Regions from separate parts of the Mus musculus genome. Here region 2 is linked to region 1. Evidence: chromatin contacts called from ENCODE POLR2A ChIA-PET data. All regions are on one chromosome and are shown on one strand. The core of a region is the stretch at or near the end of the contact, and the rest is flanking DNA. Distances in the headings are between cores, read along the strand shown.

Evidence for each region. ChIA-PET counts read pairs that join two places held with the same protein, here RNA polymerase II (POLR2A).
Region 2: POLR2A ChIA-PET joins it to region 1 with 32 read pairs in Patski. The contact joins the promoter of Hivep1 here to the enhancer-like site in region 1. POLR2A ChIA-PET finds 5 or more read pairs at or near these places in 2 of 5 experiments (Patski and embryonic stem cell).

What each region holds. Positions count from the first base shown.
Region 1 is chr13:41,660,368-41,665,551 of GRCm38, forward strand. No RefSeq gene overlaps it. Among named protein-coding and RNA genes, the nearest start is that of Gm5082, 14 kb to the left of the region's middle. Within about 2 kb of position 2,523, at least 3 of the 3 ENCODE cell types and tissues checked have a DNase peak (open chromatin) inside an H3K27ac peak, as active enhancers do.
Region 2 is chr13:42,050,593-42,055,623 of GRCm38, forward strand. It overlaps Hivep1 (human immunodeficiency virus type I enhancer binding protein 1), which reads left to right and starts at 1,429. Exons shown (of 9, transcript NM_007772.2): 1 at 1,429-1,498; 2 at 4,808-4,950. The coding sequence starts at 4,911.

The DNA of each region.
Region 1 (5,184 bases), core at 1,273-3,772:
TTTAGATTCCACTTTAATGGGTAGTTAACCTGTGAGTCAACTGTTTCAGAATCTAGGTTCAGTTTCCTCCCCCTCGCCCCCCCCACCCACACCCCCGCCCCCGAGCAGGCTCTTCTGTGCGCCTCACTTCATCTGGGTACATCTTGTTTACAGGGCACCAAGCTTGTTGGAGATCCAGCTGGCCATTTTCCCTTTTGTAACCCGGAGCCCGCTGAACTGTGGGAAGACTGGGTCAGCTGTGGATAAAGCCAGGGGGTGTGGAAAAACCTTAAGGGAAGGAAGCTGCCCTTTAGAAGCTTTGACCTTCTGATTAAAGTAATAATTAAGCCATTATGTCTGTTTGGAAGGTCTTTGGGCTGGCTCGTTAGCTTTCCAAATAAAAATCTTCAACTACAGACTCCATCCAGCCCAGAACATCACCACTGGGGTGTTCGAGATCAGCACTGGTCACAAACCGATTGGTTTCAATGTTAAACACTTCTCATAGTCAGCTGCTTCTGCCTTATATTAGATTTCAAGATGAAAGTTACTTCCAAACAGCTCCAGCTGCCCAAGGACTCTTTATTCACCTCAGATTTGGAAGGGAACCGCAAGATGAGTTGTGTTTATTGGGGATGGGGTGGGGGTGGGGTCATCTGAGCATGTGCTTTTCTGTAGCTATCCACAGAAGCACAGGGGTCCTGATAGAAGCCCATGTAATTGTGCATGAAAGGACTCTCTGGGTGTCTTGGAACCCTCATCTCTTTCTCCTCCATCCCACCATGACTGAAGTCTTTTTCATACCAGTATGTGGTGAGCTTTATCAGAAGGTTAGAGTATGGGAACTCCTGCCCCGAAAGGATGGACAGAGACAAACACAGGAGCTCCAGAAGTCGCCGGGGCCTCCGAAGGGCTCTTTGCAGCCGGCCTCTTTCAGCCGGCACTGTGGAGATGGGTACTTTCAGAAATGTCTGAGCATGGAGGGCTCTGACTTAGACAGAGGTTCATGCCTCTGTTTTGTTGCAGATGGTTCAAGTTCCTTTGTTTGTTCTGTGGAAATATAATTTTATTCTGTCTGAACCCCAGCCCATGGGACAGTGTCACTGACATCCAGAGCGACCTCGGGCCAATCATTTCTAGAAGCACTGTCGAGCCTGTGCATGCGCGCACACACAGCCAAAGGCATACCTCACTAATGGCCTGATTTGTTTCTTAATCCATTCATTTTGATGTTTGCTATCAGCTATCCTATGTTATAAACTTACTTCACAAAGGAGAAAGGGGAGGAAGGGACAAAAAATCAATAACAGCAGATATATTGCATGGGCACTGAAAATTATGAATGCAACTGGAAGAAAGCAGAACAGGAACGAAGGGTGCGGAGGGTGGTTTGTGACAGAAGAGGGAGCATCGCAATAGAAGCTTCAAGTGTAATTTTAATGAAGCAGGGAGAAGAGGAACAAGAGAGGGTTTTTATTTCTTGTCATGAAGAATTGATATCAGTCATGGACAAATGTAGGACATATATTCATATATATGTCCCATACCAATGTGTATATATACACACAAATCCATCATGCCAGTATCTGTAGGCTAATAATCTAAAGATATTTATGTATACAATAATAATATTATTTATTTTGTAATTAGATGCCTACATAATTATGTATGCTTTATGTGTGTGTGTATACATTTCATAATTTTAATAATGTCTCTAAAAGGAAGTATGTGCCCTCAGACATTTGAATATCTCATCCAAGTCAGGCGGCTACATGAGAAATGTCTAGATCCCCTCCTAACATGACTGAGAGTTACATCTCTCAGTCATGTGAGCCGTGGAAGTCTGTGCTTTTGACCTGTTACTTTGATCAGGATTCGTACTACTGCGGGTAGACTTTAGTTTGAGGTGAGAAGGTACCGGAAGCAGCGAGGGTTCCTGGGATGCGGCTGATACCTGAAGGAGGGGAGGCTGTTGGAGCAGGGCACAGCTAGCGCATCATGCTACATACACCACTCCCAATCTCAAACCCAAGTCAGAGCCCTGGTTTCTGTTGTCTCTGAAAGGTTTTAGTGCACAAATAAGCAAATAAGAGACAAGGAATGTCCAGTCATTGTTTGCAGAGTTTCTGGAATTTCGCGCATTGTTAGTTTAGCTGTTCAAGAAGGCTTTGCTTCGCTGTTTATCAAACAGCAGCAGGCTCGTGAATAACTTCCTCGGGTACTGGCCCACATTCTCTGTCCCCTTGGCGTCTCTTGCCCAGCAAGGCTCATTCAGGGCGTCTTCCCAACATCCTGTCTGGGAATGCGCAGTTTTTCTCTGCTTACTAAGCCCCAGTGGCCCTTATTGAAATGACCTCCTGCCCAGGAAGAGCTGCTCTGGCGCCTGGCTGGAAGCAACCGTGGTTTCTAGGAAGTCACACACACACACACACACACACACACACACACGAGCGAGCGTGCGTGCGTGCCCATGCTGGAAGTCGTGTTCAGAAAGGGCAGAATGTTCTTCCTAAGGAACTTTCCTGACCCAAGAACCAGCAGGTGTTACAGCAACAGCTAAAACAGGCCAAGTCAGGGGCAGGGCACACACTGGAAGCCAGCCAGAACCACAAGCAGCAGCCCTGGTGACTAAGGCAAGCTGAGGCGGCATGGGGATTTTCCATGGGCATAAGAGAACACCATGTGTGTGGTTGTGTGTGTCTGTGTGTATATGTGTGTTTGTATATGTGTATGGAGTATGTATGTGGAGTGAGTGTTTGTATGTGGACAGTGTAGAGTGTATTTGTGTATGTATGTGTGGAATGTGTGTGTATACATGGAGTGTGTAGTGTGTGTATGTGTATGTGTGTATAGTGTGTGTGCATGTTGTGTGTAGTATATGTATGAATTGTATATAGAGTATGTATGTGTGTGTGTAGTGTGTGTGCTTGGAGGGTGTAGTGTGTGTGTGTGTTTGTTTGGAGTATGTGTGTATGTGTGTGTGTAGTATGTGTGTGTGTGTGTGATCATAGGTGCATTCAAGTATAAAACTTACTGAGATATCTTCAAAGCCAGCAGCATTTAAGAAAAAAACTAACAGCAGAAATCCATCTCAAAAGAATGTTGCTTACCTTAGCTAAGCATGTTCTAAAGCTATTGTGATTCTTTTCTTTTTACACTTTAAAGCAGTGAGTTACCATCCCCCCTGTGTGAGTGTGTGAGTGTGTGTGTGTGGGTGGGGGGGTTGAATGACTGTTTCACAGAGGTGGCCTAACACCAATGAAAAACGATGCTACTCACATTGCAATTCATAACAGTAGCAACATTACAGTTATGAAGTAACGTGACTCTATGTTTGCCGTTGCCACACCGTGAGGCACTGGATCAAGGGTTGCGGCATCAGGAAGGTTGAGAACCACTGTTTTAACGGGTTACCAGTGAGAACAGGGAGACCGGAAGTCTCCAAACACCCTGTGTCTTAGTTTGGTTTGCTGTGACAAAACACCCTGAACAAAAGCAATATGGTGAGGAAAGGGTTTGTTTCAGCTGACAGGATAGAGTCCACCATCAAGAGAATGCAGGGCAGGAGCTCAAGGCAGAAGCCTGGAAGCAGACACCGAGGCAGAGGCCGGGGAGGGGTGCGCTTACCGGCTTGCTCCCATATGACTTGCTCAGAATTCTTTCTTACAGCACCCAGAACCACCTCTCCAGGGGTGGCACCACCTACAACAATCTAGGCTCTCCTCCAATCAATCATTAATCCAGAAAATGTCCCCGACAACATAAGACTACGTGACAGTCTTATGGAGGCATAAACTGAAGTTTCTTCTTCCTGGGCGACCTAGCTTGTAGCAAGCTGACAAAATCATCATTATCATTATCATCATCATCAAAGACAACTCCCTGAACATTAAAAAAAAATCTAAAGAGGTAGAATAGTAAACTTTTTAGCAATGACACTTTTGTAATTATTATGCTTAAGACATCCATCCTCTAAGGATTCCAAGGACCAAGAAACTGAGTGCCTTGCAGAATCATGATTCCAGCTTCCAGATGCTTAAGGTACTGTGACCTCTCTCATCAAAGCCAGTGTCACAGGTGTATGACATTGACACAGCCCTGGACTCAAAAGAGTTCCTAATCCGGTTTCACTTACAACTGTGGCCATCTTGAAGCCCTTAATAGTTTTATCTAACTTGAAGACTTTAGTATGACACAGGTGAGCTGAGTTATGACAGGAAATGCATCTTTTGGTCCTTGATGCTGGCTCACATTTAGAATTTGAGATGGCCCAAGAGCACAGATTCTACTGAAAGAAAATATGAGTGAAGGGTGACTAGGACTGAGTAAGGAAGGAAGGATGTTGATTTTGTCCCGTTTATGCCAGAACTTGTCTTGAATAAAGAATGAAGACCCTGACTGAGATTTTAAGAAACATGACTGGACACCCTATGTCCCTTCTGTCTAATCTTGCTTCCCTGACTTAGGCAAAGTGATGATACAAGTTAACAGGGAAAGAGAGAGAATGAGAGAGGGAGAGAGAGAGAGAGAGAGAGAGAGAGAGAGAGAGAGAGAGAGAGAGAGAGCTGCATACATGTTAAATACCTTTATGTTTGAATTTTTAAACCAACATTTTACAACATAAAGGTCAGCAATAAAACTCATCCCAGACATTTTTAGATTTAATTTTCTTTACTTAGAATGACATTAAGTTGCAAAGTAAAAGATTCAGAGGTGAATGTGATTGAAGAGATGTACGTGTGCGAAAATGTCATGCTGAAATCCATTATTATGTATAATTAATATGTACTGATTTAAGTCAATAAGGAAAAAAGAGTTGGCAGGTTGCAAAAGAAAAGAAAATGCTTTACACTACAGCACCTTCAATGTGGTTCTTGCTTTTAAACAATTTTCATCTTTCTATGAGTGCCATTATATATGTGTGTGTGTATATATGTGTATGTGTGTGTATATATATATGTATATATTATACATATATATACACATCTATGCATATATGCATATGTGTGTGTGTGTGTGTGTGTGTCTGCTGGTGATAAATCCAAGTTTCTGTGGAAACACAAGGTCACTCTTGGCATGATTAGGGATAACTCATTGAGCAGTGTTCACGTGGCATGGATCTGGGGTCCACTGAAGTGGTTATATTTGGGGTTTTCCTGAAGCACACCCTGAGATACAGAATCTAATTTACGATGATCCTGACAA
Region 2 (5,031 bases), core at 179-2,678, 390 kb after region 1:
AAGGCTGACATAGTATTACCCACCACCCGAGCTTTCTAGCTGCATAATCTTTGCTCCTATGACCAAATTTACTTTTTGGTAGGCATATTTTCTTCCTCTGCAAAACATTATTTTTGGCTCTAAGCTTGCCATTACCAAGTATTCCATTTTTAATAATTTCCATTCTGGGGCTTTGTGCTTTTCTTAGCTCCAGCAAGCTAGAGGTAGGACTTCCTCGGGGGATTTTAGGGGTCAACCGTTAGCAGGAACGACCTGGACATCTTTATGAAAGCCTAAGGGAGCAAAACAAGTTTGCACAGATGGTCAGCTGTTAGTGGGCGTATGATCGCTTAACAAAGAATATTTTTGTTTTGCGCCTTTTTTTTTTTAACACCTTATTCTTTCCAACTTTGAGGTGGCCCGTACAATCTTCTATCGGCTTTTTTTTTTTTTTGTGGATGCGTGTAATTTTTAAGTTCAAACTGCTAGTATTATGCCTACCCTTGAAAACCTGCTTCGTTCCCCAGAGTCAGCTCTCCTGATATTTCCAGAAGTTTCCAGTTCCCGTTCTCTAACGCTTTCTAGCAGCCGGGGTCAAACTCTGGTTTGTAATAAATTAGTCTGTCTTCCCTGTTCACTCCCCCAGAGTTCCAGAAGCCTGCTGGGTGGCTCCGCCCCGCACCCCCTCTTCGGCTTCCAAAGTTCCCTCGCGGGTTAGTCCCCAGCTGACAGGCAGCTAAGGAGGGGTTAACTGCGCTCGCCGCTGCTTAGGCTCTGGGAAGCACCGGCTCTCTCCGGAATAACCTTGGCTTTCCTCGGTCTTTTAATAGAACATCCGCCACCAAAAAAGTGGTTTCAGTTTAGGGCTTAATAACACGTCCCCTCTGACCCTCCAAGTCAACAACCCAGCCCCCTTTCATTCTCTCTCTCTTTTTTAAAAGTTATTTTTTAAAGTTAATGCGTTTCAAGTTTCACTATGATTTTCCCCTTCCCTCTACGCGGAGCAGAGGAAACCCCCTTGGGGTCCCCCCTCCCTCCAGGGTCCTCCTCCTCCTCCTCCTCCCTACCAGGGCCAGGGCGAGGGGCGGGGCTGGGAGACACCATGACGTCACCGGGCCGGCCCACAGCCTGCTCTAGAAAGTCAAAAGACGGTAAAGAGAATCCGGCCCCGCCCGGCCCCGCCCCTCCTCCCGGGCCAACCGCCCCCGACTGCGGCCCGGCCGGGCTTCCCCGGGCCGCGGAGCCCCGCCTCCGCTGCCGCCCCGCCCCGCCCCGCCCTTCGGGCCGCGCCTCCTCCTGCGTCCTGGGTCCCCGCGGCGGGGCCTGCGGCGGGCGGGCGGGCGGGCGGGGCGGCAGGGGGCCCCGGGCCGGCTTCACAGGAGCCCGCCCTCCCGCCGCAGCCCCCGCCCCGCCGCCCCCGGGGATCCCCTGCTGCCCCGCCCACGCGCGGGGGGAAGCCGCCGACCTTCGCCCTGGCCGCCCTCGCGCTGCCAGCCGTCCTCACGGACACCCGGGAGAGGTAAAGGCCGCTCTCCCGCCGGGTTCCACTCGGTCCCTCCCGCGCCCAGCTCGCGCCTCGGTGCCCGTCGGGAGGAGGCTCCGCTTGTGCTGATGTCCCGGTTGTCAAGTGCAGCGCAGTTCCCGACGGGTGCGGGGCCGGGCGCGGCGGTGGGGGCGCTGCACCCGGGAGAGCGCGGCGCGGGGGGCGGGGGCCGGGACCACCTCCCCCTGGCGGGCGGGCGCGCGGGTGTGCGTGTGAGTGAGTGTGTGCGCGTGTGCCGGCGCCGACCTTGCGGAGGGGATGCTGCGTGCGGGAGCCGCTTGCCACTTCGGCGGGTCCTGGCCGCACGGGCGGCGGGAGCTGCGGTCCTGCGAGCCCAGCAGGTACGGAGGGCCGGCCTCCTGGTCGCCGCGGCCGCTTCTCGCAGGAGGGCTCGGCGGGGCTGCGGGAGACCAGGCCGCGGCTTCCGCACCTCCCGGCTTTGTGGCTCGCTTTCCCTTTCGGTCTTTGCCCGGAGTGCCTGTTTACTCCGGGCCACCTGGGTAGTTTCCCTCCCCGTAGGGCGCGCGCCCGCCGCTGGTGGGTCGGGGCCGGTGGGTAGGGGCGCGGGGCGGCTTGGGCTCGCCGCGGGGTCGGGCTCCAGCCGGAGTTGCGGCTAGAGAGGGGAGGGGGCTGTGGCGAGGCTGGCGCGAGGAGGAGTCTCAAGGCTGCTGCTCTCGCCGACTCTGTCCTCCTCCTCCTCCTCCTCCTGCTCTCCGCATCCACTCTAGGCTCCTTCCGGAGCTGGCACTTCCATTCCCCCCTCCTTCTGGCATGCGAAGCGCTTTGTTCAGTGCAGCGTTGCAGAGGGGTTTTCCCAGGCTCCGCCCTCCACATTCATTCATGTTTTTTCTCCTTGTGACTGTCTTTACGCTTTTTTGATTGTGTCCTGTTTTTGCACCTTGTAGTATGTATTTCTTTCTCGAGAAAGAATGGTCGATCACTGGTCCTAGTCGCCACGGTGGTGCTGTCGTCTTTGAAAATAACCACTTCTCCACCGCGGATTTAAATGTGGGCTGGACAGCTAGGGACAGGGGGGCTGGAGGCTGCAAAACCGGGTCGCACAAAGCTGTTACAGGTTGGGAATTTGCATATTTTAACATTTAAGCTTGGGAGCTGTGGGAGGTCACGTGATCGGCTTACAATCCGAGTTCACGCTTTAAAAACTTCGTAATATCGTGACCGCTTAAAAGCTTTAGTTTTAATACGGAACGGAACACTTACAGCTTTATCTTTAAATTCTCTGTGCAGTCAAAACCTTTTTGGATGCTATAGCTGATGCCTCTGTGGTAGGGGGAGTTGAGGAGCTCTATCTTTCACCCATCATTGACCGTCCTGTTTCTTATTCTTCCCCTGGCGTTAGATTGGGGATAGTTTGTGTTATGCCGACTAATAGCCGTGTTAAGAGCCGTGTTGCTTACAGTCGCAAGCACGGTAATAGCCGCCTTTTCCTTATGCGTTTTAACTAAAGTGAAAACATACATCTAAAACCTTAGTCTGGGATACATGTTCTTTACCTTAGAGGCGTTCTTCCAGGGAATTAATATTTCAGCATTTTCATGTGGTAGGCAAAGCTTCTACATTGTGTAGCTTACTCCTCAGTCCTTAGCCCGTTTGGGGTGGATAATGTTTCCTGATTTTACAGCTTGGGAAATCTGATCTTCTTTTCTGAGAGCTTAAGTACCTTGAACAAGGCCACACAGAATGGGGTAAAGCCTGGCCTTGAACCTGGTCAGGTTTGATTCCAAAGTATGTCTTCATGATTTGCTGTGTCATTCATCCCTTTGGGAGGGGATTGTCCTTGGTAGGTAAATGTTATCTTCTCAGAGGAAATGGGCAAGGTGTCATGTGGGGCCACGTTCTGAGGAAGATTTCATAATCTCTCTCTAAACTTGTTTTTTTTTTGTTTTGTTTTGTTTTTTGTTTTGTTTTCTCTTTGTAAAATGGATGAATTGGAGTTGTTAATTTTTTTTTAATCTCTCCCAAAACTTTTTTCCCCTACCTCTGTAAAATGGCTGAGTTTGAGCAGTTGATTCGGTTGTTAGGATTAAATTAGGTGATAAGTAGAAACTCTACAGTAAACCCAATAAGTGTTCTCTTGTGTCGTGTACAGTAATAGATATGAGAGGTTTTAAACAAAAGCATCCTTAGTCTATTGTGTTTGCTTAGTGATTAAACTTGGTTTCACCCCATAGGGCCTGCTTAATGGGCTTTGCTTATCAGCACTGTTGCAGGAAGTTGAAGCTAAACTTTTAACTGATTATTGAGAAAGAATCTAGTGGAAGAGGAGAGAGGGAGGTTGCTGATTTGGACAGATGGGTGGTTAACTTTCAGGCACGTTCAACCTTTTGGCATTGCAACATAGGCTGGAGGACCTTGCAACAGAGTTACAAAAAAAAATCTCAAAAGAAATCTTGTAATGTTTTAAGTAAGTTTACTATTTTGTGTTAGGCAGCATTAGTAAAGGCAGCATGAGTAGAGATCTTCAGTCAGACTTAGTCCTTGGGCTGTAGGTTGGACATGCCTGTTGGGTCTTGGCATGATGCATTTCAGCTTGAAAAAGCAGAGTCAGGACAGACTAGGTTGTGCTGCAGTAACAAGTAATTCCCAAGCCTCAGATGCTTAAGTCAACAAAGGACTGCTTTTTGTTTAGGCAGCGTGATCATCTTGTGTCACTGGCAATGCAACTTTTTTAGTCACACATGCTGATTGGAACAGTGCCTGGCCTGTGCCAGAGGGGACAGAATGCTCTGGAATATCTTGCTTTGATAACTAAGTGCGCCAACATGGATTCGAGGCATGTCTGTGGTCTACTCAAAGGTCAACATGTAGCCGCTGATCACAGGCATGTGCAGTCCCGCCAAGGCATGTCAGCCATCACTGGGGAACAGCCACCATTGCAACTGTGCATGTTAACTGAGTCAACTGAAGTGACATGGCCAGGACATTGGGCTTCCCTTATAAATGACCATATGTATACAGCATAACTGTCACCTTACACTAACTTTCATTGTAACTAGCAGTGCTGTTCTAAAGTGAGCATTCTCATTCTCATCTAACTAATGTCTAGAGACTTTTTTTTCCACCTGTTTTCTCAACAAGGGGACCTAGAGAGTGGCCCGTCTTATGGCAAGATGACCTGGCTTATGTTTAGTTAAAAGCGAATGGTGCTTGCAGAGGTTACCTTCTATTGAGCTTAGGTCAGCACTGCTCTAAGCCCCTACCTTTTGAAGTGTCCTTCTCTTTTGACGGTGGTGAGATTTACTGCTTTTATCTTTTTCTTTGCAGCATGTGGATTAACTGATGGCCAACGAGTACATGGAGCCAGCCTTTTGTAACCTGCTCTTCCAACAGTTTCTAAGAAGAAAAGGGAGCTCTTAAATCTAAGAAAATGCCTCGCACGAAGCAGATTCATCCCAGAAATCTCAGAGGTAAGGCTCTGTGTTCAGTGAAGAAAGGCTTCCAGTGACCCCCATCATCAAGTGCATTGCTGGTACCAGGAATGCCTGTGG